Regions from separate parts of the Homo sapiens genome. Here region 2 is linked to region 1. Evidence: chromatin loops called from intact Hi-C (ENCODE). Cell type or tissue: PC-3. All regions are shown on one strand. Links, peaks and the distances in the headings refer to the core of each region. The heading gives the core; the rest is flanking DNA.

Region 1 (15,526 bases), core at 3,105-11,104:
AAAAAGTTTAACAAAAATGATTGTTTTGCTGTTATATATAATAAGCTACTAATTCTCCATTTGGATTAAGAACTAGGCATTTTAGAGAGTATTTCATATACACCATCTCTTTGTCTCCTGTCAACCCAATGAGATGAAAACTACCGTGTTTCCCATTTAAGAGGTGAGGAAGCTGAGGCCCTGGGAGGCCCTGTGGTTTGAAGCCATAGAAATGGCATGCGGCAATCATGCTTCAAATCTAGACCTGTCTGACTCCGCATTGAATGTGCTTTTTGCCTTATCCTTCCCTTATTCTCAATTTTTGCAAAGATCAGTTATTAAAGATACCAGAGTAACTGATGATGTTTGTATTTCATCCTTAGGGTATCTGTAGGATACAGCCCTTCTTACATATTATGACTGAGCCGGAAATGCAGCCCTCAGCAAGAACAATGGGCACTTTTTCCATCTTGAGTCCTGTTCTGAGCTATTGGTTTCTATAAAGCTACAGTAAAGCCATTTGAAAGCACATCAAAGCTACAGAACAAAGACATAGTCCTCTCGAGATGCATGAATATCCATCATGTTTCTACAGATATTCTTAGAAAGAAATTGCAGGACAAACAGCCCTCGTGGTGTCGTAAAAGATGTCCCAGAATTGAAGTCAGATCTAAGTACATACAAGACACAGTGCTACCCCTGCAACCTGTATGACCTTAGAAGGCTCTTAACTTCACCCGTAAAATCAGACAAGGCTTTGAAAGGATTAAATAAAATAATTCAAATATCCTTTGAAAAATTATTAAAATGAATCATCAACAAATTTATAGAATACATTATTTTGTTAAAAAAATATACAGTAGAGAGGAACCTACTTATGTCAAGTTTAAAACACAGTCCATGTGTTCAAGGAGTTGACAAGCTAGATGGTAAAGCAAATGTGCCTAGTTATAAAAACTAAACAAAAATTGGACATCTGAGTTTCTGTCCTCATTATTTCCAGGTTACGAGTAATGTTGGTATATTTGTAATAAAGCCTTTCTTTTGCCTTTTGAGATTTTTTCTCAGCGTACATTTCTAATGTACAATTATGTCTATATTTTACTGGTTTGAGGTATGTATCTGGTTATCTATTGCTGTAATAATAAGTCATCCAAAAACTACGTGGCTTAAAACAACAATTGCTTTTTCATTATTCCTCACAGTTCTAGGTGTTGACTGGGCTCAACTGGGCAGCCCTGTCTCTGGGTGGTTTCAGACGGCTAGTAGCTAGTGCTGAAGTCATCTCAAAGCTTCCATGTTGGCAAGTCTAGTGGTTGATGCCAGCTGCAGACTGAGCTCTCAGTTGGAGTTCTTGCCCAGAACACCTACACAGGACTTTCCATGTGTGCTTCCTGCTTCCTCATGACATGGTGCCTCAGTTCCAAAATCAAGCACCTCAGGAAAGCCAGGCAGAGCCAGATCACTTTTTATGACCTAGAATCAGAAGTCACGTCGCATCACTTTGGCTGTAGTCACAGACCCATTCAGATTCGAGAGGAGAGAACATCATCCCTTCCTCTGAATAGGAGGGTCAATGTCATATTGGAGGAAGGGCATGATGAATGGGAAATCTTGTTGCGACTATCTTGAGAAACACCATCTACCACAAGGTATAATAAGCAGGATTCAAGGGTCTATTATATTGCAATTAAAATCTGTTACATATATGTGCACATGAACAAAAAGAATATACAGTATAGGAAAGAAAATCACTAGTGTACTAGAGTACTGGGGTTAAAGAATCATGTAATTCTTCCAAACGTCTGTTGTAGCTACACTGTTTTTCTCTTCCAAAATGCTCACTCACGATACTACATCATCTGCATACTCCAGAGTGGCCGGACTGAAGAACTCAGGTGCGTAAGTTCTCATGTGCTTCAGTGCTCTCGGCAGAAGATTAAGAGATTGAGCATTTGTGCTTTAGATGACAGGAGACCAGAGGCAGCTCTTGAAAAGGTCAGGCAGTGTAAGGATGTATTTTAGGAAGATGTGTCCTAAACTAGATAAGGAATGGGGACCCTTATGGGCAAAGACAGTAGCTCAGACTCCAGTGGGAAAGATCAATTGTACAGGTGTGAGGGCTTTGAAACAAGAAGGGGAGCAAGTAAAACGTAAGGAAAGTAGAAGTGAGACTGATTTGGAGACCAGAGAGCTGTGCAGTGAGATGGCAAAGAAGAGGCAAGGACAACTCCTAGGCTGCCAGACAGGTAAGGGAGAATCTATGAATCAGTCACCGACCTAAATGGGCAGGGAGCGAGTTTCAGAAGAAAGGATGAGGAATCCCTTTTTTGTTTTCTTCATAGTCTTTTATTGATGAATTTCGAAGAAACAAGCACAGAGATGTGTTTGCTAATCCATGTTAATCTTGCTCAAGACATCACCTCTTTATTTTCGAACTTGTTCTGCCTCTCTCTCCCAACATTTTCTCTGATAGTCTCTATTGAATAGTCTTGTCTTATATTTTATGTCTCAGCTTAAAAACTCCTTTCTTGGGGAAGTCTTCCCTTACTCCTAGACTCAATTAGATGCTCCTGTTATACCCAGGCACAGCACACTACACGCTCCTTTGCAGCTCTTAGCACACTTGTAATTATCTAAGTGTTTGTAAAAAGACATGTGTTCCATGTTCCTCGCTAGCGTGTATGCTCTGCTGGGGAGAAGTTGCACCCAACATGTCTCCCTTGGTATCCCGAGTGCCACCCACTGTGCCTGGCACATGGTAGGTGCTCAGTAACTGCTGCCTGAGTGACTGCCCAGCTCTGCCTTCCGAGTTACTTGGACTAGGTGTTACCAATTCAAATACCTCTGGGGCGGAGAGGTCAGGAGTAAAGGAGGCCAAGTGGTGGGAACTGTAGTAAACTATAGTGCAAGCCCATCCAAAGCATTCAAATTCTCACAAAAAGCAAAACAAAAAAACATGTCCTCAATATCTCCAGCTCACAGACAGTCTCCCGTCTCTGGTTAGACTGATGTCCTCCCAGACAGAATGACTCCTCATACAAGAAAACAGTTAATCACTGAATGCAGATCTCCCAGAGGGCACTCAGACTCAAGACAATGACCAGCATTATCACTCCCGTAATACGAATTCTGCACATTTGCAAATGACCCTGTTCCCACATGTCATCTACTGCTCCTTTCTACAATCCTCTTCCATTCACTGAATTTACGACCTAAAGAAAAACTTAGGCATCATCCATTCTAATCCACTCGTTTTACAGATGAAGAAACTGGGGCAAATGATTCACTTGAAAGCACACAGCTGGTTACTGGAGATTTGGAGATGTAAGAACCCAAACTCGTCTAAATGCTGTCCAGTGCTTTTCCCAAGCCACCACCACATCCGAACTGAAGTTCAAGGTGACTTTTGGAACTGAAACACTATGAAAATATTAGATGCAGAAATAATTTTCATCATGCATCTATTTTAATATAAAATATAAATATGTATATGAATAAACATTCTCACACATTGCTCTTCTTTAATTCTGGGCACGACCTAGACTGGGATCTGAAATTGATCCCTTGCTAATGAGGAACAACTAAAAGGCAAAGATTTAATGATAGAAATTGTTTATAGTTGGCCATAAATAATGCAGTAATGGAATATTTATTGATTCCAGGTTCAGTAGCTCAAATGAGTGATGGACTAGGAAATGCCTGCCACTTTTTGATGCCTTACACACAAGCGCAATCCACCCCATTAAGGAAATGTGCTAAAGCACAGAGCCAAAAATTGACTGAGCTATCTGGATACTCCAGGCTGACTCATTTGCAAGATGGTTCTTTTCTTAGATTCTCGGGGTAGAAAACACATAATATAAGTTTTTGTACATTGAAAAAAAAAATGATGTGACCTTGTTTCCTATTAGTGCTGTCAAGCTGAGGAAAATCGAGAGGTGTCAAATGGCCTGAAATTTAAGTTCATTTCATGGCCCATCTGGCTCACCAAGTACTGGACTCCTCCTCTGAAAAGCCTCAGAATCTCACTATTCTTTGTTTGCATTTTAATTTCCTCAGAGCTCTAGAAATTCAAACTTGTAGCCCGGATGCCTTTATCCCTCCCCCACGCCTCCCTGGCACAAGTGCTGAACAGAAAACACCTTGCTTCCCTTTAATCACAGAATGACAATATTTCAACATACAGAGGGGCTGTTTGTGCTTTATCTTTTACTGCATTTTTATGGGAAGCAATGTATTTTCTTCCTTTTCTCCCCTGATACTGTAACAATCTTTCCTAAATTAAATATGTAACCAATTTCTCATATGACTTTATTCCCAGGCTCTTTTTAAGCCATCATTAAATATCTTCATGCTGTTTGACAGTTATTCCTCATCAGTGTGTTACCTTAGAGACTGTCTGGTGTAAACGGAGGTTTACAGTGTATGGAGAGAGAGGGGAAGATGCCAAGGAGGAGTCAGGCCCACCCCCCATCAGGCAGGGACAGGGAGAGCATGGCCAGGAGAGGGTGACAGCCAAGAGGTACACACCTGATAAGCAGAGAGTGCGTCCCATTCATCTTTGTGTCCCCAGGACCTAACTCTGCTCCAGGCACAGTGAGGTTCTCTGAAGATACTTGGTGGAGAACAAAAAAGGAGAATAAGGAAAAAGATACAGCAGAAAGGTAAGAGGAGGCAAATGGAGAGGAGGCAGGGCGCTACGGTGGGGGGTGGGTGGAGAAGAGGCTGAAATTTGGAAAGATGTTCACTGAAAAAAATAAGACAGATGGAAAGCTCCACACCAGAGCGAGATTTGGGGTAATCTATCATTCATTAATCAATTTGATCCAAGACAAAATATACATAATGATGTTAAAATGTGAGGATTTCAGCCCCTGAAGAGAATGACAATTCTTAGAGCAATCCAAAGTCTGAGACCACGCTCTGCAGTGCAAACAGGCTGCCACAGCCAAGGCCCCAGGCCAGTTCAAGAGGCATTTGATGGGCAAGAAGGTGAACTCAAGGAAAAGGGTGTTGGGCTGAGCCACAGTGCCTTAGGTGGTAGTCACTGGGTTGAATGAAATATGTACCCCGGTGAGACTGGACCAGCAGTCATGATACCCCAGAGGAAATTATACAGGCCAAGAAAGAAGAAAACACTTTTAACATTTCTAATAGTAGTAATTATCTGGATTTATTGATCAACTCACTGAGCTTATCTGAAAGACAAGAAAACAAACTGGGATTTGACACTGACTACGGTCACAGCTGCCGTGTGTCAGCTTTAATTTACAACCATTCTCTTTGACACACAGTCTTTGTGGTATTGAGCAAGAATTGGTAAGCCTTGTAAGTGGCTCATTTATATGACTTCTGTGGATATGTGGGCCTCGCCTAATGCACATTAAAGAAACAAGCTGGACACTTGAGCTACATTTCAGTCTCTTAGGTAACAAAGCTGTGTACGACAGTGCTATTTTGGCACTTTTTGTTTTGGTGGCAATCCAAACATGTAGAATCTTCAAAATTAATTGTGGAAGACGGGAATATTTTGATTAATCTTCAGTGAATAATCTAGTTCAGCCAACATTTCTTGGCACTCACGTACACTGCTGCCCACAGGGTTATTTTTTGTTAAACTTCCTAACAGGATCTGATATTGTACATTGTAAATACATAAGTAAAATAATCAAGGCCCAAGGTTTTTTATTTGTTTAGTGTTAGGATTTTTTTTTCTTTTTTGAGACGATGTTAGACATACAGAAGAGTTGCAAAATAGTACAGAGGATTTTCTTAGAGCCTTCACCCAGCTTCCCTTAATGTCGACATTTTGCATAACCATCATACAATTATCAAAGCTGAGAAATTAACATTGCTACAATACTGTTTACTAAACTACAAAATTTATTCAGATTCCATTTCTTCCACTGATGTACTTTTACTGTTCCAAGATCTAACAGAGGTCTGATTTTAATACAAGATTGTTTTTTCATGTAAGAGAGGAGGTAGAGTTCTTAAGTCATGGGATCCCCTAGAAGTTAGGCTCCATGACAGCCAAGACCTTGTCAGTCTTGTTTATCTCTGTAACCACAGGCCCAGGAAGAGTGCCTGGAACATAGAGACTTGAACATGTTGAGTGAAGGAACGAATGACTAAGTGACCAGTCAGAACATTCTCTTCATTTTTACAGAAAGAAACCCAACAAGACCAGATTCAAGGGATTCTTTTAAATATTTCATTTTCCCTTAATGTCTAAATTCTCATGGTTACTTTGGGATTTTTATATGGCATAGTTAGACTGGAATTAGACTTGAATGATTAAGAATATTGGAGAAACAGGTAACAATCCCACCGCTAACTACCTCTTACCCTAACCTACAAAGCTAGGCTAAATGCCATTACCTGTGTTCCATTAAGTATATTTTATACCATACTTATTATACTATGCAATAATTAACTGTGCATTATAGAATGAACTTCTGCGCAACAGTTTTTTCATCTGATTATGCCAAATACCTAATTTATATTAGATACATAGCAACACTGAATAAATACATCGTTACCTTTCTTCAGTACACCAATCACCTGTACACCAACATCAAACACACAGTGTTATTTATATCACATTGTTGATGCTAATACTTAACAAATTGTTCATTATTAACGATAATGTAAAATTGTTCATAAGAAAACTGAATTTCACGCCCACATTATAAACCAAACCCTTAAGGGAAAGTTTATTCTAAGACCAACTAACATATTCTGATCTTCCTTTTAACTTCTAGATATATTTGTGACTTACAAGAAGTACATTTATGTTCTTTATATGTTTGTTAGACTTGCTCACCAAACAGAGTGAGCTGGTTTATTTTGACTGTGTTACTCAAGTACTTAAAACATAGCCACATGCTATAAGCTACTCAATAACAAGCTGTCTTTGGTGTAATCAAAAACAGAGCAGAGAATATGAAAGCCATTCACAGCCATTCTCCCAATGCTTTATGGCTACTTCCTAAAACCATCATTCACTCTCACACACAGTGACTCAGGCAAACCCACATCCTTCTCCCTGACAGGCGCGGTTGCCCTCCTGGCTTAATCCTACTGGGAGGCAAGACCTCATGGTGAGAGTAAAGGAGTTTAAAGGGTTTTAGACCAGCCAGCTGGTGGATAGGGCAGAACTTCAAGTAATCAAAGATAATTCACTCCTGGGTGCATGTGTAGTCACACTGTAAGCAAGTGTGTCTATCAACAAAAAACAAACACAACTGAGAAATCGCATCATAGAGAAACAAAGCTAAAAGGGCCCATGTAGAGGAAAACACGGGATACTAGAGAGGTAAAGTAACTCACCTTAGACCACACAATGGAAGTCCCAGTTAGCAGCCAAAATACTTCAGAATGAAAATCATTCGATTGATTTTTCCAAAATCACTGCTTCAAAACCACTAAAGCTAACAGCAGCAGGTATTGCAAATCAGGCCATGTTGCTCCCTTGCTTGAGACCTTTGAATGGATTCTGGTTGGGCTGAGGGGCCAAGCTTGTCAGTGTAGTTTACTAGCACTTCAACTCTCTGGTCTTGCTTGCCTGCCTGTCTCACCTCTCATCATTCCCACTTATACTCCACAGGATCCCATCACACTGTCCTGTTTGGAGTTGATCTGTGATGTTGGGTCCATGTTCCATGTTGTCTTTGGTCTCTGTTCCCTCTGCTAGAATGAATGTCACCCTGTCAGACACCACCCTCCTCTTTGTTCTCCTTGGACCCTACATTTCCCTACTTAACACTGCTTAGGCCAGAATTGAAATTGGCCTTTTTTCTTTGTTTGTTTGTTTCTTTATTTGTTTGTTTTCGCCACTTTCTCTATAAAATGATAAAAAACTTGAGAGCAGCAATCATGTCTTTCTGATTCACTGCTCTATTCCCAGGCCCTTGTACTGTGCCTGACACGTGATAAGTAGTAAATAAATATTTTTTCAATAAATAAATAAATACATTAAATTAAAAATTTCTTGTTAATTGCCTATAATTACTAAACATCCTATGAATATCATTTCCCCCCTGAGAAAATAACACTATATAAGCCTAAAACCAAGCCGTATAATATTTCATAGGGGTTGGTTTGCTATAAATTGAAAATCAGGTTATTAACATTATTATTCCCAAGCATCATGCTATATCTATGCCCTTTAATAAATTAGGTTACCAAAAACTATATCCACCCACCCTATTCCCACAAAATGATACTCAGAAAGCAGTTTCAACATTCTGGACTCTTAGACATCTGGTCCACTAATTTTGGATTTGAAGCTGTCTCCATAATAGTTGAAGAAGCAAGCTTTGAATTCCCAGCCCCTGAATACCAGGTATCTGGACCTTGGGCACTGTGACATTGGAGCCCACACACCTTCTTGCTAACCCTAAAACAATAAGCCTGCACCACCCATTATATGCATCCTTTCCACTGTAAGAATGAGTTTCCTATAAAAAATGCTTTATAGCACAGTGTCATTTTATGCACATAAAAGAGCTAAACTTTTATTTTTCTCATATTCCAGGGTTTTTCTGAGGGGACCACGTGATGATAAAGCTGTCTTTCTGCAAGTATTTACATCTCCTGTCTTCTTCTGCACGTGCATAAAGGATTGCATTTGAATCCCTGCCAAGATAAGTCTTAATTGATTTTTTTCAGGTGTTTCCTACTGCCATGGCAACCATAACCAAATATCTTTTCATGAATAGCTTTGTCAATTGCAATATAATATTCTCACTGAATACAGTCTCCAGTTCTCTTTCTACAAAGCTCTCAGGAGCTTTCTCTTCTCTGGCCTAACATCTCTTTTCCTTCAAGCCTCTGGGCCCCATGAAAATCATATATTTAAATAGCACACATGGTTTTTTAAAATGAGAACCTCCTATGATTTCCATCAGTAATAACACACACAAAGATAAAAATAGAGTATGCTTTCAAGGGTAATAGATATTTTATTACTGGCATGATTTGTCAAATACCTATAATCCCTCTCAAATCAACTTTGATGGTGTTATTTCGTTTTTTGTTTTTGTCTCCCAAGAAAAATCATTATTCATCTTAAGAGAGAACATCTTGTCAAGTGTTGCAGTTCAACAAAATAAGGAAAACATCTCTGCCAAAACGCAGCAAATGTGATTACACAAGGCCAAGGAGAAGCCCATAATTAGATCATTACCATGGAAACAACCTAATTACATGTGTAAAGCAGTGAGGGCTGAGTTGTAGATCTGAATATGTGAATATCATTGTCTATGTTATAAAATTTCTGCTACTTAGCTTTCCCCAAATATAAAATATAAACTATATAGATAAATCTTAGTTTAAATGAATGAAAAAATACTGTACGTTGTGTGAATGGAGTTCAGGGATATTCACTCTATTATAAACATATACATATACCTTAAATGAGAAAAAAATATTTCAATGTGCACATTAATAATAAATGTATATTAGCATGTAAATAGCTGAACGGCCTTAAGTGTGCATTCTGGAATTTTATACTGTGCAAAAAATATTTGCTAGAACAACCAAAGTTCTGATAAGGTAATTTAATTTTTCAACTATATTTTATTATTTATACTCAGGAATAATTTTATATTGATCTTCCCTTAGTTATTTAGAGGCCTGTTGTTTCTTTAAGGACTCATTTGTTGATCCCTGAAGGCTAAAATGTACATCTCCATTCACTATTCGGGCCACAGTTAAATAAATGTCCGAATTCTTAGGGGCAGGGGAGAGGCTACTCAAAACTTTATTCATATAGGTGTGCATTGACTTTTTTAAATTACCAAATCTAAATATCTCTTTCCCACTGCCTTTTAACACTATTTACAAGTGCTTTTGTGGCTAAATTTCTTAAATACCTTCGTCACTCTTCTTAACTGTCCATTTGGAAAGCATCTTCTCCAGCAGCACCAGATATTAGCTAGGCCCTGACCTCCTCCACCTCTCCTGGAAAACAACGTGGCTTCCAGAGTTCAGTAGGGCAAGAGAGGAGATGTTGCTGAGGTTCCTTCCTCCCAACTTCTTACCCTTACACGATCACGATCAGGATCACAGAGAGGATCCCAGAGCACAGGGCTGAGGGTAAGAGTGTGATGGGCCTTGTTTCTGACTGGTCTGCACTTCTCATGCCACCTGTGCCTCTGACTCTAGCAATGCCCCTTTCCTACTGTCATTCCCTACCCTTCTCTGCAGCTATAAGAACTGGTCTCCTTCTAGGGAGGAGAAAGAATGAAGGAAACTGTGGCTTTTTTGGATAAAGGTACAAACTCATTCTGGTGCAGTCTTCTGCATGCCTCCCTTAGCTTTCTTTTTGTAGCACATCTCTCTCACACACACACACACACATGCACACACACAAGCACACACACACAAACAACATACAACCTGAGAACAGAATAGATGTGGCAAATCCATCGGCAGCGCAGGTATCCCAATTACTAAGTCTCTCTTTAACAGAGGATCCAAGGGGTGTAGTGCATGAACAGGTAACTAGCTGGGGACAGAAAATAGAGCCCATCCACACAACCATAGAATCTGAAGGAGGAAGGGAGGTGGACACAGGGAAAATAGCTGGACTTAAAGTCAGGTCATTAGATCGCTCTGTTGTGTGAGTCACTTTCCCTCTGGGCCCTCAACTGTCCCTCTCTGCAAAGCAATAGGATAAGGCTGGATGGCATTTAGGTCTTCTACGAGTTCTAATATGCTCATTCTATGGCTGTAACATAATCTGGGTCACGGCTGCTTCCTGTTTGCCCTCTCATTCAGCCTGGCTGGTCCTGGACCTCGATGCTCCTACTCCCTTTACTGTCCATCCACCCAGCCTAGAACACACACACTGTTAAGATCAAAAGAAGGAGCCTGAAATGGAGACAAGATTACTCTATTTGTCTTAAGCAAATCCTATAACCTCTGTGGGCCTTCATTGCCTTTTCAGTCAAATGATGGCCATCTGAAGGATATTCAGATGGGGTAGTGAGTAAAGGGATCTCTACAAGCCCTTCCAGCTGTTCCAATGTAACTTCCCTAAAGAAGGTTACTTTTATTTGTGTACTTCTTTCAGCAGCTCTCTCCCATACTCAAAAACCTTTGGTGACTCCCCATTTTCATAAATGCCAAACCCAAAAGCCACTGCCTGTCCTTCAGAGCACCTTTTAATCTAGCTGCAGTTTTCTTGCCCAAACTCGTTTCACTCTATACTTATTGCCCGCCATCCCTCACCTCAAACTCACTAGTCCAGCCAGGTTTTTCCACAAACACATGTAACCTCAATCCCAGTTTTTTCCCCACTCCCATGCTGCTTCTTTATTCATGAGCCTGACACATGGTAGGCCCTCAATACAGGTTTGTGGCTTGACTGTTAAAGCATTCTCTCTCCCACATCCAAACCTCATCCCAGTTTCCAAGGAACAGATTAGGCCTTACCCCATCTGTGAGGCTTGCCCTGGTTGCTGTGAATTACATGATCATGCTCTCTAATCTACAGAATTTATGACGTGACACACAATTTAGGACTGACAGTCATGACCTCTTAATCACTGTTGAAAGTGTGGGGAGGGAAATTTACTACCCCTTATGAGTAAACATTCTGAAGACGAGTAACAAGGCTTCTATTTCTTTATAATTACCACATCACCTAATCCCACACTGAATCCTTGAGAGGTACTCAGGAAATATTAGACCGAAAGGCTGGGAGGTGCTCCAAGAACATTTCCTAACCAGGATGAATATCATTCCTATTGTACAATCTCCACTTGGCAAAATGCACATCTTTCAAGAGGAAATTCAAACGCCAGTTCAATGTGGCCTTTTCTCTATCCTGCTAGGCAGAGCTTGCCTTTTCCCTTCTTACAAATGTCTATCTGTACTTCTCTCATTGCTATAACTATTCGTTTATATATCTGTCTCTCCACCTAAACAATAAATTATTTTCCTTGAGGAAAATTTTAAAAAATTTACTTTTGTTATAATTCCATGCTCAGTACCATTCCCATAATATAATAAATGTTTAATAATGTTGAACGAATGTATAGAAAATATGCACATGCCCTCTAGGAAAACAGTGCATTTGTGCTTTATTTTCTCTCTCTCTGAACTTGGTGAAATCAATTTTTGACAAATTGAGATGAAGAACTAATATGAGGCTTGGCATCCACTTTGCAAGTTTATGATCTAAGTTGCATACAGAGTTAAAGGACAGAATTATCCATGGGATTATAATATTTATGACAAGTCTTCTCCACTATGACCTTTAGTAGTCCTGGGTGGCTATGCATGGATACTGCACTGTCTGGCTTTTGAAATCCACATAAAAGAATCATTAAGTATTTAAAAGCCACCATTAAGAAATTAAAAGAGTTAATATGTTAGAAAGTATAAAGATTTTATTTGTTACAATATCTTCTGTGGGGTGGTCCACAGAATGCGGTAAGATATAAATGGGGAGCTACTTTTAACACCACACGTGTACCTCTCATCATCACTATCTACTTTGAACTTTGTTTGTTTGTTTGTTTGTTTGTTTTGAGATGGAGTCTCGCTCAATGTTGCCCAGGCTGGAATGAGGTGGCGTGATCTCGGCTCACTGCAACCTCCACCTCCCACATTGAACCAATTCTCCTGCCTCAGCCTCCCAAGTAGCTGGGATTACAGGCGTATGCCACCTTGCCCAGCTAATTTTTGTATGTTTAGAAGTGACAGAGTTTCACCATGTTGGCCAGGCTGGTCTCAAACTCCCGATCTCAAGTGATCCGCCCACCTTGGCCTCCCAAAGTGTTAGGATTACAGGCACAAGCCACCGCACCCAGCCTCTATTAATTTTTTTAAAGATAGTGTCTCTCTCTGTCACCCAGGCTGGAGTAACAGATCATATAGGTCACTGAAGCCTCAAACTCCTGAGCTCAAGCAGTCCTCCTGCCTCAGCCTCCCAGGAAGCTAGGACTGCAGCTGCGCACCACCATGCCCAGCTAATTTCTGTTGTTGCTTGAGAGAGGGTCTCACTGTATTGCCCAGGCTGGTCTTGAACTGCTAGCGTCACGTGATCCTCTGGCTTCAGCCTCCTGATGAATGTAGTTTATTAATGTATTACTTATATTCTTTCTTTAATGCATATTATTCAAGAGCAGGGATAGTTTGAGACATGTCTCTCTTCTCTGTAGCACCTAACACAATAATTTCTGTGGGTCAGAAACTATTTCAATAAACAATTACTGCATGAATTTATTAAAGACCATATTCCAAGTTCCTGGTTTAATATTCAAGTTTAATGCTTAAGATTCTGGTGAATACTGAAACTGAGCAACATGGCAGAAATTACTCTTATCACAGTATCAATAATGGATGTCCTCTGCCTAAGCAACCAGTTTGTTTTACACAATCATCTTCTTGAATTATATTACCACTCTCATTACCACTTGTAGCAAGCATGGGGGATTCAAGATACAATTTCATATTCAAAACACCATCTCCTTCTTTTCTACCTTTGTTTTCCATTTATCTAACTTTTCCTATTAATTTAAATTTAATATCATTTTACTATATATAATATGCTTCTTTGTAAGCTATCTTAAATTACTTTCAGACCAAACAGGTCCTCATGAACATAAATAAAACAGATCCACAGATATAACAAATATAAATGAATAATAAAATAAAATCTGAAATTTTCTTGATTGAAACTAATTCTTGATTTAAATTATTTTTACATTTGCTATTGATAAATTTCTTTAAATTGTTATTACTGAATCACAACTTTAATCACTCTATAGATTGTTCATAATTTTGCTCATGCTTAAAAGATAACTTTTGCTTTCCATTTAGTCATCTGGCCTTATTACTACACACTTCCAAGTTAGCTAGTGGCTAATGGGGAAAAAAGAGTGAGAAGATGAATAATTGTCTTCAAGACAATCTCTGTATTTTAAGAGCTGTGATATATAATAATATGATCAACACATACAGCACTTACTATGGGCCGGCACTGTACTAAGAACTTATCACCATTGAATCTTAACAACAACCGTAAAAGATGACACTGTCATTATCATTCCATATTAGAGATAAGCAAACTGAGGAACTCAGGCATTTGGTAACTTTCCCAAGATCACACCACAAGTACATGACAGAACCAGCATTGAAACCAAGGCTGGCTGGCTCCAGAGTTGTGCCCCTAACCACTTTGCTACACTGCCTCAACTATGCTGTCTCTTCCGAGTCCTTAACATTGAAATATTAGCTCCCAGCATTGTTCAAGAACTACTGCAAGTAATAAGAGGTAAATGGTGAACAGATGATCAGTTATGCCGCTGCAAGTAAAAGACAATTGCCCCCACAAATCCCACTGTTCTTAAGATGACATTTCCCAGCACTTACCCCTCCTAGCCAAAGCATTAATGGATGACGCTCTAATATAAACTTTGTGGATTTTAAGAAATCCAAATGCTATTTAAGTGAAAGGCATTGTGCAAAGGGGGAATTTTCTTTCACTCTCAGTGGCAAAGTTATTCATTGCCTCCTGCTATTAATGAGTCATCTGTTGCTTCAGTCAGTGCTGCCCAGGGCTTTATTTGCCATCTCTGTGTTTGAGCTTTGAAATGAGGTTATCGATTTATGATCAGTGTAACTCCTGGCTGACTCCTGGATGTTAAGATACAATAATAGAGGGTTTTGTGGAAAATCACCAGCTACACTTGAAGGCCGGATCTACATCTTGTTCATTTTTTTGTCACTCCAGCATCCGGCACATAATAAACACTCAATAAATATATGCTGGACGAGTGACTGGTTTCATAAATTACTCTATGGCTATAGACTTTAAGTTTATAATGGATAAAGACTGTACTTACCATCTTATATAGGGCTAACATTGAACAATACAGACATGATAAAGTGAATGAACTACTTAGAATTTTAAGAAAAATGGAAAGAAGGGTTTATGTGTTGCTGAAGTCATATGCTAGGAGACACATAAAAATAAAAGTTCTGCCAACTACAAAAATTTATTTTAAATCCTATGAATCCTGTTTCATAAGGAACCAGCTACTTCATAATTCATCAACTAGAGATTTAACTTTTGTTATTTCTTCAGTGACATAAAAGGATATTAAGCTTTCTCATATTCCCTATTTTAAATCTCCATCACCTTAAATATATAGTGACTCCCAGGTATAATAGGTATTGGAAAAATAAAAGACAATTATCTGGGAGATTACTTAAAAGATTTCTGTTCTTCTGTTTGACTGTAAAGGGCCAATTATGATGCCATTCACAGGAGATTTCACCATAAAAAGTGTGAATGAGGTGAGGGGAGACAGTCCCAACCAGCCTGGAACGGAAATCCAGGAATACCTGGCTTTGGCTTTAGAAGAAACTGCTGTCCATTATGGTGTTTCTATTCATCTGGTGATTTACATGGTAGATGAGGAATCTTCTAAAAAATTGCAAGATGTATTCCCAGTTGGGGATTAGATCTATGCGGGAACGAATAGGGGACTGGGAATGGCATGGAGAGAAAGCAACCAAGGTGCCA
Region 2 (15,526 bases), core at 4,526-12,525, 230 kb before region 1:
CAGCTAGTAGATCATTAAATTTCAATAGGGAATAGACTTCATATTTAACATAAACAGTCAAGTCATTTTGGCTGCCTGCATCTTGTGCCACATTTAGAAAACCTTCTGTGTAACCATAGGAACGGTTTTGCTTAAGCACTGTTGCTTGTGTAAATTCAATTCATTCTGAATTAGCTGGAAAAAAAAAGAAAGGGAGGGTTGCTTGATTTGTTTCTGTCCATTGCTTCCCAACTAGTGTCTTAGAAAATGTGAAGAGAAAATGAAAAATAAGTTTTTTTCTTTCCTTTCTTTGGGGGTGGGGTATGGATAAGATTGGGAGGCAGAATCCTTTTCTCCTAACAACACTGGCATCATGGAGAATGGAAAGAGTGGTTGTCTATAGCTCAAAATCTTTGCTGCCTAGTTAGGCATTTTTATCATTTGAAAAATATTTTCTATGCTTATCATTTTCTTAATGTTCCTTAATATGCGTGATTTTAGAAACACACTCTTCCTGCATATAATTTTATACATGGCGTACAATCCCAGTAGAGATTTATTTATGGTAAGGAACTCTTCTTTTTGTTCTAGGAGATTTTAGGAGTTATCAGCCACACACACCATATAGTGAGTTAGATTAATCACATGCTTTTCCTTTTAGCACCTAGTTTAAAGCCGCTAATTGGTAGGAGATTGAGAGAAGAGGACACTTTGCCATATGAGGCATTGAGGAAAGAGCAGGTTTGGGTGGGCTGCCTGGGACAGAGCCGGGGGAGTGTACAGTGCAGCAAAGGGAGGTGGAAGGTACTGGTTTTTCGGAGAAACAAGGGAGAGCTCTCCTCTGTGTCCTTCTCCTGTCTGGAAATTTCTTCCAACATCATTAACCCATTGACATTCTTATCTTCAAGGTTTGGTTCAAATGTTATTGGCTCCAAGATTTCACTAGCTCCTACCTCTCAATAATAATTACTAATTCCTTTTTTAACCTGCGGTGCATTACAGATGTGTCTCTGTAAATTGTATATTGTTCTTCCTTATATTGCAACTGGTTGTTTAACTGTTCATCTCCCACACCAGAATGGAAGCTACGTGTGAATAGGAAAGGTTTCTTTTTCTTTTTTCAACTGCCCAGAGTCTGTTTTAGACTAGATAATGGAGGTACAAACTGAAAGGCAGCAATGATGCTAAGGGCAGGCATAGCCTGTTTCATAATATTAGGGGTGGGAGTTAGTGCTACAGGGGAACATTACGGAGGTTTGGAGGAAGAGAAGGGAAAGACAAAAAAGAGGAACGTTACTGAATTCATTAAACATACCAGTCACTGTAACATCGATCCTAAGAGGACACCTATGATAGCCTGAAAAATGCCCTCACCAATATGTATGTATTTGAATCCCTGGAATCTGTAAACGTTACCTTGCTTGGAAAAAGAGTCTTTGTGAATGTGCCTAAGTTAAGGATCTTGAGATGATGAGATAATTCTTGATTATCATCTGAGTGGGTCCTAAATGTTATTACAAATGTCCATATAAAAGGAAGACAGAGAGATTTCACAGGCAGAAAGGAGAAGGCAATGTAAAGACAGAAGCAGAGGTTAGAGGGAGGTGACCACAATCCAAGGATCGCCTGCAGCCGCAATAAGCTGGAAGAGTCAAGAAACGATCCTACCCCAAAGTCTCTGGAGGCTGTGTAGTCCTGTTAACATCTTGATTACAGCCTAGTGATACTGACTTCGGACTTCTGGCCTCCAGAACTGAGAGCATAAATTTCTGGGTTTTTTTAAGGTTGCAAGTTTGTAGTAATTTGTTACAGCAGCCACAGGAAACTACCACAACATCTAACATAGCCCCATTTATTAAGGAAGAAAAAAATGGAAGTTAAGAAAGAGTCAGCAAATTAGCCAAGTTCACATAGATAATTACTGGCAGAGGTGGGAATCAAATCCAAGTCTGAAAAACTTCAAAGTTGCTTAAAGCTGCTTAGTTTTTCTCATCCAGCATAAACAGGGGTTGGGGGAGGGGGGAACAAATCCCTCTTTAAGCCAAATTCTGTTTTGTTGTACCAATGTTGGCACTGTTCTGTGGGCTGAGACACTATAACTGGATTGTCTCCTGCAGCAAAATAAGAATAGAAATTTCAATTAGTTGACTGAGTAACTTAAGTAGACCTGTAGGCCTCTCTCATGATTACACCCCAAAGTAGGAAACTGCATAAATAACCTTTAAAAAAAAACATTTTAATTGTAGATATCCAACCAATGACCTTGCCAATTCTGCTTCCCCCATTTTGTAGTTCTTTATAAATGTCAAGTGAGAAATGACTAATTTTCTTTCAGCTTCTTAAAGCATGACTTGTCCATCTATTAAGCATTCACCAATAGTACATAGTACTGAGACCATAGTATATGCCAGGACATGTTTTATATGCTTTTATTTTTTATTTTTGTGGGTACATAGTAGGTGTATATATTTATGGGGTATATGAGATGTTTTAATTCAGACATGCAATGTGAAATAAGCATATCGTTGAGAATGGGGTATCCATCCCTCAAGCATTTATCCTTTGAATTACAAATAATCCAATTACACTCTTTGAGTTATTTTAAAATGTAAAATTAAGGTATCATTGATTATAGTCACCGTGTTGTGCTATCAAATAGTAGGACTTATTCCTTCTTTGTATTTTTTGTACCTATTAACCATCCCCACTTCCCCCAAAGCCTCCCAACACCCTTCCCAGCCCCTGGTAAACATCCTTCTACTCCCTATGTCATTAAGTTTAGTTGTTGTGATTTTTAGATCCCACAAATAAATGAGAACATGCAATGTTTGTCTTTCTATTCCTGGCTTATTTTATGTAACATAATGATCTCTAGCTCCATCCATGTTGTTGCAAATGACAGGATCTCATTCTTTTTTATGGCTGAATAGTACTCCATTGTGTGTATGTACCATATACATATTTTACTTAAACCCAAACATTCCTGCACTTCTTGGATTTACACTTTAGTAGGGAATTTTAAAAAGCAAAAGAAAACAATAAAAAACAAGAAATATTTAAGATATTTAGCATTATATTTTGAAAAAAAATGCTAAGGAGAAAAATAAAGCCAAGGGAGATGAGAAATTGTAGACGTAAAGATAGAGGGTGGTTGTGTAAAGCATCCAAGGAAGGTCTCTGTGAGAGAAGGGCTTGAAGGAGGTGAGAGAATGAGCCACAGGACATTTGGGGAAAACACAGTCCAGGCAGATGAATGAGAGAACTTGACGATGCAGAGAAGAGAAAAGTGGAGCAGAAGACATGAGATCAGAAAGGTAATTGGAGGTCAGTCTATGTAAAGGACCTTGGAAGGCCAATGGGGGGACTTTGGATTTTATCCTGAGTGAGATGGAAAGCCACTAAAGGGTTTTAAGCTGACATAATCTGGTTTACCTTTAAAAAGATGACTCAGGGGATCTGGTAAAGAATAGTAGGATATTCGGAAGTTCATAATTGTACATGGTTAGAGAAAAAAAGGCAAATTATTCTCTTTCCTCTTTATCTTGAAGTTGTCTCACCACTGAGTCTCAGAGACACTGATGATTCCATGTACTACACTCTACCTTACTTTTGCCCTTTTTGATATTCATAATGAAGCTCAAAACACAAATTACTTACTTTACTTTTGCCCTTTTTGATTTTTATAATGAAACACAAAATGAAATACATTTTTGATTTTTATAATAAAACACAAATGACCTACACAGTTAAATGTCTTGCTGCAATATTGCATATCTTTATCTGAGGAGAAGCAAAACAGAAAGAAAATTAATTTTTTTAGCCTTTTCTGAATGCCCTAAATTTTATATAACCTGAGCCAACAAGAACAGCTTTGATTTTGCTTTCTTTAATGTTCTGAGAATCCTTTAAAAAGTATAAATACAGTGTTCACTCTATCTTTCTACTTCACCAAGGACCCTTACACCAAATAAATTTGTAGCTTACAATTTCCCTTAGGTATAAATATGTGTAAATCCAGAGTTTCATTGAGTATTAGTATTATTATTTGGGGAGGTTTTTTTTTGGTAGAGATAGGGTCTCACCATCTTGCTCAGGCTGGTCTCAGACTCCTGGCCTCAAGTGATCCTCCCACCTCAGCCTCTCAAAGCAGTGGGACTGCAGAGAACCACCAACTGTTAGTATCATTTTAATACATGATATGAACTCTCCACAAATGGAAAGTGAAATGGGGAACAAAGAAGAACAGAAGAAAGGCCAAGAGTGTTGAGGAGCAGGGAATGGGAGAGGAAGGGCAGGTGCATACCAAGATTCCAAAGTGCTGTATTTTATGTCACTTATCTATGTGGTTTATGTTCCATAATGCTTTCATCTCTACCTGCTAGCAGCTTCATCAGTGGTAGACATTGTACCCAGCAATTGTTAACCAATCTCCTGGATGTCTATCATCTACAATTTCTCCAGCTTTAGTGATGAAAACATCTCAGAAGATTTGGAAATCTAGTTTGGAGATATATTTGAAAATCAGGATGACAATTTTAAACTATCTTGGGACTTTTGGATTATACCGAGTAGCTCTCATATTGGAACTTCAAACCATTCAGACTAGATTTTATCCCTTCTTCTTCTTCTCAATAAGGCAAACTACTACAAGTACCATTTTTAGGACAGTGCTTTTTACTTAAGAGAAGAACATGACAAGTTGCTTCATGCATAGATAAACACAATAAAAAAGGATTGTTCAAACTCAGTTTAACAGCGTTCCTGTAACCCAAGTCAGTTTGATATTGCATGTGAGAAGGAATTTCTGGCTCTTTTATCTTTCATCTGTGTCAGATTTTGCAACTTCAGAAATGCTTTTGTAAATGAAGATTCCAAAATGCCCTTACAGTAAAAGATGATTTTTCTTTGTTTTTTTTTTTCATTTTTACTGAGTAGAAATTTTTTAATAATCTATTGTTGGCTCATATTTTAATATCCCATTTTCTGCCTGCATATGAAAGAAAATATTTACATGTTGGAAATTTTGCATCGCCACTTTTTTTCAATTTTTCTCTGACAGCACAGCTAGCGTTGTTTCCTTCCATAGTGCCTTCATTTATCATGAATACTTGCTGTGTTTACTCTAAGAAACCAGGAAACAAACTGAAAGAACAAATCAAAAAGGAAATAGGAGTTGATTTTAGTAAACAATCCTAAGCTGTATTAGTACCTAATAACAATAGCACTGGGATTCCCCAGTGGATTTGTGTGTACGTGTGTGTGTGTGTGTGTGTGTGTGTGTGCGTGTGTTTAGACCCTATGAAATAGAGTTGGTTTGCAAGTAACAGAAAGATTGTCAAGGTATCAAAACTGTGCGCTTCAGCTTGTGAAACAGACTCCAAATTTGGAAATATAATTTTATGCTTTTTGACTCTTAAATTGTATTTTCATGGACATGAGGGTTTTGATATGAATAAAACATCAAACACATGAAACTTAAAAAAAGGGATGTGAGGAGAGAGTCTTTTATTATTACGTTAGTTGAAATGCCTTGTGATAACAGTGAGAAAAACAGCAAAATGTTCAGTATTTTGCTAAATATCTGGCGCACTGTAAATAATGCAGCATTCATGAAGGTTAACAGCACAGTCTTTAGGGGAATATCGCTTGGGTCCGAATCCCAGCTTTCCAACTCACTAGCTTTGTGACTTTGAGCAAATCATTTAACCTGGCTAAATTTTAGTTTCATTATCTGTGAGATGGAAACAATAATACTTACTTCAAGGAGTTATTAAGACAATTAAATGAGTAATGAGTCATTGAGGCAAGGAAATGGGTAAAGATATATAAGAAGCTTAGGATAGTGCTTTGGCACACAATTAGCACTCTCTAAACAAAAACTACTGCTTTTCTTAGATATAAGAAAATATAGATAAAGTTGTGTCTTCTTTGATGTTAAGAGTTATGGTCTTACAAAATTAATCAATGGAGAAAAGATGGTCTTTTCAGCAAATGGTACTGGAACAAGTAGACATCAACAGCAACAAAACAAACAACAATAACAAAAACAAATAAAAGAAAACACCTTGACCTAAGCCTCACACTTTATTACAAAAAATAACTCAAAATGAATTATGGAATTAAATGTAAAATGTTAAACTGTAAAACTTTTAGGAAAAAATTTGCAGGATCTAAGCATAGACAAAAGAATTCATAGACTTGAACCATAAAAGAAAAAAATTGGGCCAGGTGTAGTGGCTCATGCTTGTAATTCCAGCACTTTGGGAGGCTGAGACGGGTGGATCGCTTGAGGCCAGGAGTTCGAGACCAGGCTGGCCAATATGGCAAAACCCCGTCTCTACTAAAAATACAAAATTAGCCAGACATGGTGGCACACACCTGTAATCCCAGCTACTTGGGAGGCTGAAACATGAGAATCACTTGAATGCGGGAGGTGGAGGCTTCCGTGAGCCGAGATTATGCCACTGCACTCCCGCCTGTGAGACAGAGTAAGACTCTGTCTCAAAACGACAACAATAATAACAAAATAGAAAGAAAGAAAAAAAAATGATCACTTTAATCTCAATAAAGTTTCAAACCATTTGAATTCTGAAAAGCTCTTGAGAGGAAGAAAGCAGCCAGGTGCAGAGGCTTATGCCTGTAATTCCAGGATTTGGGCATCAGGAGGTCGAACCATGGAGTTTGAGATCAGCTTGGGCAACAGGGTGAGACCCGGTCTCTACAAAATATTTTTTTAAAAATTAGCTGGATGTGGTGTTAAATGCCTGTAGTTCCGGCTACTTGGGAGGCTGAGGTGGGAGGATTGCTTGAATTCACAAGGTTGAGAAGTTGAGACTGCAGTTAACCTCGATCCATAATTGCACCACTGCACTCCAGCCTAGGCGACAGAGCAACAGAGCAAGAAAAAAAAAAAATGAAAAGACAAGTTACCCACTGGGAGAAAATATTTTGAAATTACATACCTGAAAGAGGATTAGTAACTAGAATACATAAAGAACTCTCAAAACTCAACAGTTAAAAAACAACAACAATAAATATTCCAATTAGAAAATGGCCAGAAGACACATACAAACATTTAGCCAAAGGGACTAGAGAGATGGTATTCACATAAGCTGAAATTAGGTTCAATCTCATTAATCATCAGGGAAATGCAAAGTAACAGCCCACTATATACCTATCAGAATAGCTAAATTAAAAAAGAGTGACAGCAGCAAATGCTGGTGTATAGAAATGCAGAGAAACAGGATCACTCATATATGGCTGTGGGGGTGGGGGAGGATGTAAAATGGTACAGCCACTCTGGAAAACAGTTTGAAAGTTTTCTACTAAATGTGAAAATTCCGTATAACTCAACGGTTGCAATCCCAGACATTTAACCCAAACAAATGAAAACTTATTTTCACATAAAAACCTGTACATGAAAGTTTCTAACAGTTTTTTTCATAGTAACCAAGAACTGTAAACAACTCAGATTTCTTTCAATGAGTGAATGGTTAAACTGCAGTACATCCATACTAAAGAATACTACTCAGCAATAAAAATGAATAAACATTGGTATACACATCAACTTTGATGAATCTCCAGGGAATTATATTGAGTAAAAAATAAAAATAAAAACCAATACTGAAAGGTCACATACTGTATGATTCCATTTATAAGACACTTTTGAAATCACAAAACTTTAGAAATGAAGAACAAGTTAGTTGTTGCCAAGGGTCAGGAACAGGTAAGGAGGAATAAGGTCAGTATGACTATAAGGGTGCGAGAGGGACCGCCTGGTGGTGAGGAAACTGTTTTGTGTCTTGACTGTATCAACATCAAGATCCTGGTTGAGATATTGTAGTACAGTTTTGCAAAACGTTACCATTGGGAGTTATTGTGTAAAGTGTGGTACCTCTCTGCATTGTTTCCTACAACTGCATGTCAGTATAGTTATTTCATAACAAAAATGTTAATTTTAAGAAGATTTAGGGGGCTGAAAGATTTCTTTTAAAAAATCGTGGCTGGGCGCAGTGGCTCACACCTGTAATCCCAGCACTTTGGGAGGCCAAGGTGGGCGGATCACCTGAGGTCAGGAGTTCGAGACCAGCCTCAACATGGAGAAACCCCATCTCTACAAAATTAGCCAGGCATGGTGGTGCATGCCTGTAATCCCAGCTACTCGGGAGGCTGAGGCAGGAGAATTGCTTGAACCTGGGAGGCAGAGGTTGCGGGGAGGCAGAGGTTGCGGTGAGCCAAGATCATGCCATTGCACTCCAGCCTCAGCAACAAGAGTGAAATTCCGTCTCAAAAAAACAAAACAAAACAAAACAAAAAACTTCAACTCTACCTATCAGAACTGCAACTAGACCCATTCCAACAGAAAATATAGTCAATTTTTCAAGACTTTTCCCTTCAACCATTGGGCATTCTCTCCTCATCAAGAAAGTCTTCCTTATTCTAATCTAAGTTGCTTATGCTTTATCAGCTTATTTTTTCTGAATCCAGTCAGAGAGAAATTGTCACCATCTTCAGAATATCCTTCCTCCTATAGGAAATTATGTTTTAAAACAGAAATGACTTAATTATTACTTTTTAACTGATATTTTATGAGGTGAATCTCTGATTCATCTGCTCAACTGATAGCACTTCATAGCCTTTAGTTTCCTTGGTCCTAGAAGAAGAAAACAGATGAATCAAAAGCCTAGGTAACTACTTTTAGCTTTTCCTCTTTTAATGAAAGGTGTTGAGTCACCTTTTCTTTGCCAATATTTCTGCATTCTTACTAGGACTTTGGTGGTGGGCAATATTTTGGTACTAATTGTATTGATGGGACATTTTTTATTTTGGAGAACATTCACTGTTAAGCAAGTATATGCCTTAACTTTTTGATTTCCTTCCAAAACACTTTTTTTCCTAAGGTTTTATGAGTCAATTGCCATTTCAAAAGGGAAATGACCAGGCCTAGAGCCATCCTTAAAAGTAAGACTGCATTCTTATTAAGTGGGATATGGTTGCACTGTCAGTTCCTGGGGTGTGTGAAACTCAGGGGCCAGCTGGCTGAGGAGCTCATCTTGACTGTCTGTATTTAACGAGTTACATCATGCTTCCTTCTTGGGAGGAAGCTGGCACAGCTATTCTCAAGAAGGCAAACATTAATCTCCTATCACCCATTTGGGTCCTAATAAAATTCACTTAACTGATCCTTGAAGCCATGTGCCATTCTCTAAAACACAATCAACTTTTCCCATTAGAGGGAAACTGATTTGGGTGCTTTTATTACGGAAAAAAAGCACAAGCCATTTATGTGCAAAAGCTTTTTTCTGTTTGTCTGTTATTTGCCTTCTACTTTTCTTTTTTAAAAACAACACAACCGTAATAAAAAATATTCTGCCCTGTTTTCTTACATTTATTGATGATGGTTGGTTATAATACAGTGCAGGAATGGCCTGAGGTGCAGCATCATAATGGGCAGACAGCATCACAATAACAAGCTGTGATCGGGGCCAAGATGGCCAACTAGAAGCAGTGGTGGTCAGAGGCTCCCACTGAAAAGAACTAAAACAGCTTGCGAATCCTGCACCAGCAACTAAGGTATCCAGGTTCTGTCATCAGGACTGACTAGGCAGCTGGTGAGACCCACTAAGAGAAAGGAAGAGCAGTGTGGTGTGGCGGCCCACCTGAGAGCCACAAGGGGCAGGGGATCCCCCATCCCCCAGCTAAGGGAGGTGTTAAGCAAGCATGCTACCCATCCTAGGTAACCGTGCTTTTTCCATGGAACTGTGCAACCCATGAATTGGAAGTCATCATCCTCAGCAAACTAATGCAGGAACAGAAAACCAAACATCCTATGTTCTCACTCATAAGTGGGAATTGAACATTGAGAATACATGGACACAGGGAGGGGAACAACACAAACGGAGGCCTGTCAGGGGGTGGGGGTACGAGGGGAGTAGAGCATCAGGACAAACAACTAATGCATGCGGGGCTTAAAACCTAGATGATGGGTAGAGAGGAGCAGCAAACCGGTATGACACACATATACCTATGTAACAAACCTGCATGTTCTGCACATGTATCCCAGGACTTAAAGTAAAATAATAAAAAATAACATAAAATAAAAATTAAAAATTAAAGTTGTGACCTAGCATGAAATAATTGTTGTGATTTCAAGTGGCTGTTTTTTAAGGCAGGAGATAGTTTATTGTTTTCCTTAGGCTATGAGCTAAAAATGGAACTGGGGGCTGATTTATAAAGATATAGAAGTCTAGCCTAGGAAATGCATCTTTTAATATCTATAACCAAAGAATAGCATTTTCTCTATGTCATCAGCATGACCTTAATTTAGCATGGCCATTCAGTGGTTGCCTCTAATTCCCACAATCTGGATGCAAGAAATAACAAAGTGTGTTTGGTTTTCAGCATCAGCAGGATGCTGATTAGGATCTATCTTGAAAACTAAGTGAAACAATAAATGAGTGTGGAAGTGCTTTGTAAACTGTCAAGTGTTATCCATATAAAAATTGCTTTTGTGATAAGCCAAACAAAATAAATACTAAATATATAAGGGAGCAAAATTCTACGTTTTCTCTAATGGAAAATAAGTCTTTGAAAACACAGACTTCTGCCATTATGTTCATTTGTGTAATTTTCCTCTCCTGAAAACCATGTCTTCTAATCCCTCTCCAACTTAATGTTGTTCAATGTACAAATGATGTTCGTTGAATGACTGCTTGAATTAATTCTGGCAAATATGAAGGATGATGCACTGAACAACCATCATCAGCACAATTTGTGCTCTGTGGTACTTCTCCACCCTATTGTGATGAATTGGAACAGAATCATCAGAGTACTCTCACCTGGGAACCATGTGACAAATAATTCAACAGCATAGACACCTGGCCAGGGCTCAAGTTATTTTGTACAAATTGACCAACTGAGTTGGCCTTTGTTCTTTCCTCTCATTTCTTGGGCACTTTAAAATTGCAAACAAAAACACTAAAGTAGATGAAATAGAAGCAGAATATTCTAAATAAGATTGAGTTCAATTCCAGAATCTCTTTTTGGCCTGTCATTACGTTTTGGTAATAAAGCTGTGAGTAAGATATAGACATTGTCCCCTAGAAATCTGTGGAGAAGTGCAGAGAAGAGAATAATATCCATAAAGCATGGTGGGGACAGCATGGGAAAAAATGCTTAATATTTACTTTGGTGGGAGTGTAGTTCTGGAAGAGTTTACTTAGGGAAGATGGCATTTATCATGAGCCTGAAGAGATAGGTCAAATGTGAGAGGCAAAGATGATAGTCATTTACCACTGAAGAATGTTCATCCCCTATTCTCTTCTTTTCCATACGGGAGCAGAAGGGATTCAACAAGATGAGTCTTAGAATTCTCTGAATTCTAGAACAGGCATGTTATATTGATACAAGATATTAAAGCATTACCCAGAGAGATCCTACAAACAAATTTTAGGTTTCTTTTGCCCAATTATATTTTGAAGCAAAGCAAATATACTGTGGTAAAAGCATGGGATTTAGCATCAGACAAGATTAGGGTTCAAATCCTGGCTCTGCTACTTGAGCAGGTTATTTAACCTTTATAAACCTCAGTTTCTGTTTCATTAATATATGAATTACAGTGGTATTTAACTCATCAGAATTTTGTTAGGATTAAATGGTATAATGCATGGAAGGGGCTTAACCTAATGCTTTGCTCCCAGAAAGCACTTAATAAACATAAGCTATCACCATTACAAGGAATTTCACCCTCAATTACTGTATTTCTCATCACTGCATCCTCCATTGTTCAAGAAAACACAAATTATCTATGCTAAGGTAAATTTTTCATTTTAAAATATGAATTGCAAGGTGGTTTAAATGTATCTGACACCTCTATGAATGGAAACTTGCTGTAAGCTAAGTTGTATATATCGTGCCTCCCTCACTGTCACAGAGAAAGCCCAGTGTGGCTGCTTCTCCCTGTTTCCAGCAAAAATATTGTAGATAGGGTTGATTTATTGGGCCTCACATAGCATGGGCCATCTGGGATTACTGAGGAAATCATCAGCCTTGGGAGGGTCACTGTTTAGACTTGGGCAATCAGTGTAAGCTTGGACTCTGCACAAGAAATGTGGCTCATTATGCAGCTAGGCTATTAACTATCAACTTTCATTTAGAAATATAAATTCTGCTCTCTTGGCTGCCCCGCTGATCTGGTTATAATGTCCTGTGTGTAATGGAAAAGTACAAAGGCAAAAGATGGAAATTTAGACTTACTATAAGAGCAGTTGATGAAAATCCTGATTTCTGCATACAAATGAATTCCTTTTGCCAAACACATGTGTTCCAATTTACCCCATTGCCCCACTTTTAAATATCATGTTTAATTATGTAATGCTCCTGCTATTACTCACGCGATTTTGTTTTCTTATCCAGAAATTTATTCTTACTTGGGGTTTCTCTTATCTTTTTACTTGGTACTCTAATTTATTTTCCTTTTTCTTTTATTTATAGCTTTCCCATTTTAAATGTGTTGTTGCGGGGAGGGCAGCGGAGAGAACACAAAGAACATTTTAAAGGATATTACACTAAGATTTCAGTTGAGCATTAACAAGAAATCATTAAGCTGACCCATCATACGGCGCACACACATACAAATCATTGCCGAAACAAAACAAAACAAAAACTATGTGTCATGCATTGTACCAGGCATCAAGGAAGAAAAGAGAAACACAGTATGCTGCTCATCTTGATAGGATGGTCCTCAGTGACGGCACTTGTGCTTTCCAACCCCTTCCTATGAAAGCATTCTGAGGTTTTGCCTGCCACTTTGATTTTAATGGAAGTTACCCACTACTTTTTTCAGTGGTCAAGGCTTGCTGAGGGCTAATGCCACTAATGTTAACCATTTACTGTTGACCCTCTCCTAGAAAACTAGCAATTAAATGATGCGAATAATATCAGATTTAAGTAAGAGCAAGCAATATTTCCTTATTGTATAAAACTAAACTACCCCATGAGTTTAATAGCATTTATAGCCTCTGATAGAGCTGTGTGGACTTGCAGTGCAGCTTATTTTGTAATTGCTTTTTTTCAGTTTCTATTTCTTTATAAACCATGAGCCCTTCTATAGCCTCAGCTACTTACGCTGGTCTCTTTTTAGTTTGGCTTCTCTTTTTTCTCTTCCAGAACCGTTTTAGCACCCTCATCTGTAGGTTCCATTCCTTAGATTAACCATTCTTAATTCTAGCATGGCTCTGTCTTAAAGTACTCCCTGTGACAACACACTGATACCTAACTATATATGGATATGCCAGAGCCATATCACCTCTTGTTTGAAAAGCAAAGTATTCCTATTGCCCAGAGGCCCCATAGACACCCTATCTCTAAACAATCCCCTCTTTCCAAATTCAAAGAACTCTGACTCTGATTTTGGAAGACTGCCAAGAACTGTAGGAGAAACTCTATGTACTTTTCCAAAGCTACTTTCTATATACAGTTAGCAAAGTGTCCTAAATTTCTCTATGAGTCTCAATCTCATTGCTCTGTCTCCTTTTTAATATTACCCAATCTTATCATACTTCTATTTTTAAATTCACCTAGTAGACCCCTCTAAGGATGTTCTAAGCAAACCCAATCTAATTAAAAACCCAACTTTAAAATGTCTTATTCGAGCTTCCTTAGATCTACACCTTACCCATATGTTTGGGTTTTTGTTTTGTTTTGTTTTGTTAAGAGGTTACTTTATCTTCTGCATAGACCCAACAGATGTTTATATTTGTAGTTGGTGTGCCTATGGAGACGTCTCATCTCTACAGTTTGAATGAAGCCGTGTCAGCAATAATGTACTGGGGTCTATTCGGTCACGCTGATAGCCAGGGAGCAAGGTCATATGAGAGGCCATGAAAGAACTCTCTGTTAAGCTCCCCACTATTAGTCTTACTGTAAACATCACTGGTGACAAAAAGTGTTGTTTGGAAGGTATAAAGCCTAGCATCTTAAAAATCTGAAAGGCTGATGTAATTGTTCTGTTTGATAAGCTGCGGACAAGAAAAGACACGTACCTTAGAAAATAAAAAGATAAAACACTGTCTCTTTGTTTAGCCAAAGTAAGGACAATTTCTTTAAAGCTGATCCAAAACTTGTAACAAAGATGCACCTAAAGATATGTCAGCCTCATTACTTACCCTGGACCTTGTGTGATTTTTACCAATCACAGTATAAAGGATTAGGTAAACCAGCTGCAGTCCCTTGGATGTACTGCTAGTAATCTTACCTCTTATAACAGTCTCTTTATAGAAAAGACACTCAAAACATCATGGGAACTGGGATGATGCATAAGAGTATTTTTACTCACTTTCCATAAACAACTAATGATGGAAAATCCCTTCTCTGGCCTTATAGTCTCCTTCCTAGGTCTGTTCCTAAATAGTCCATCTGCTCCCTATGACCCACAGCTTTCTTGACTCGGCCCTGTATTACTTCCTGTGGTATTATTACATTTTCCTTTTTGCTGCCATATTACCTTTAAAATAGATTCCAGAAATGCCCTCAGAATCTTACGAATCAAATTGGCTTGAAGTGGAGAAGGGACCTTGGAGGAATCTTTAGTTCCTTCCGAAAGATAGCTAGGTAGGTAGACAGATAGAGAGAGAGAGAGAGAGAGAGAGAGAGAGAGAGAGAGATGATAGCTAGATAATAGATATAGACAGACACTCAAAATTATTCTTATTTTCATAATTTCTACTGATTAAGTCTAGTTCTGTTATCTAAGAAACCCCAATGGTGGCTGTAATGTTGAAAGGCAAATAAAAGTTAAAAGAAGTCATTCTTTAAAAAACAAAAAAATAATGCCCCCCATGTAATCAATAGTTCAATGTTTGTTATAAAAATTGACAATAACAACAATAAATAAAGTCAAAATCTCAATATTGACCCTCAACATGGTTCAATGTCAAATGTGCTCATTTACCAAGCTCTCTTATCTGATGGGCTCTCTCATTGGACATAAAAACCTTTTATGTAGCATTAAATATACAGAGGATTATGTAATTCTTCCATTTCATATGTGCCACCAACCCTCTTATTATTATGCTATTTTCTTCTCCAAGGAACAGCTACTCCTAATTACATTTAGTGTTTCTGAAGGACACTTTGTGTAATATGATGGTTATTCAGCATCTGTTTCTCAAGCAAGATGGGAAAGATGATCTGCTATCTCTAAAATTGTCTATTGTACTCCTATTAATGTGTTTTCTGCTTTGTGCATCAATTTCTGAAAGACTTTCAATGCGTTTTACCTGATACCTTAATTGTAGCACAAAATGTTATGGGAAAATGCTATGGCTATGAATTAACCATTTACTGCCCAGCATTTACAAAATAGTATATACAGCTAGGTAAGACATACTTTGAAATTGTCTTCAAAGCAATGCGATGGATCTGGATTTTTAACACTCCCCTCCCCTACATACTTACAAAAGAAGTTATAAATATAATAAACATTAGTTGTTTTGGCAGTGGTCATTGATTAAAGAGGGATTAAGTGATAAAAATTTCTCCCCTTCAT

The links. Peaks named below come from ENCODE experiments on the same cell type or tissue, not always from the same donor. Only the 100,000 strongest peaks of a DNase experiment are listed, where the experiment ranks them.
Region 2: it touches region 1 in a loop (2.1-fold over the local background); 3 of 110 quality-filtered maps call a loop at or near these places.

Annotation. Positions count from the first base shown.
Region 1 is chr3:177,826,675-177,842,200 of GRCh38, reverse strand. All of the region lies in intron 1 of LINC02015 (long intergenic non-protein coding RNA 2015), which reads right to left. Among named protein-coding and RNA genes, the nearest start is that of LINC02015, 18 kb to the right of the region's middle. RefSeq lists an enhancer at 15,260-15,526. In PC-3, for the core only: no CTCF peak of the experiment used is centred there; DNase peaks (open chromatin) are centred at 6,060 and 7,040; H3K27ac peaks cover 2,232 bases.
Region 2 is chr3:178,057,152-178,072,677 of GRCh38, reverse strand. LOC105374234 (a long non-coding RNA gene) reads right to left here. Exons shown (of 3, transcript XR_001741026.1): 3 at 6,830-6,856. Among named protein-coding and RNA genes, the nearest start is that of LINC02015, 250 kb to the right of the region's middle. In PC-3, for the core only: no CTCF peak of the experiment used is centred there; a DNase peak (open chromatin) is centred at 8,997; H3K27ac peaks cover 434 bases.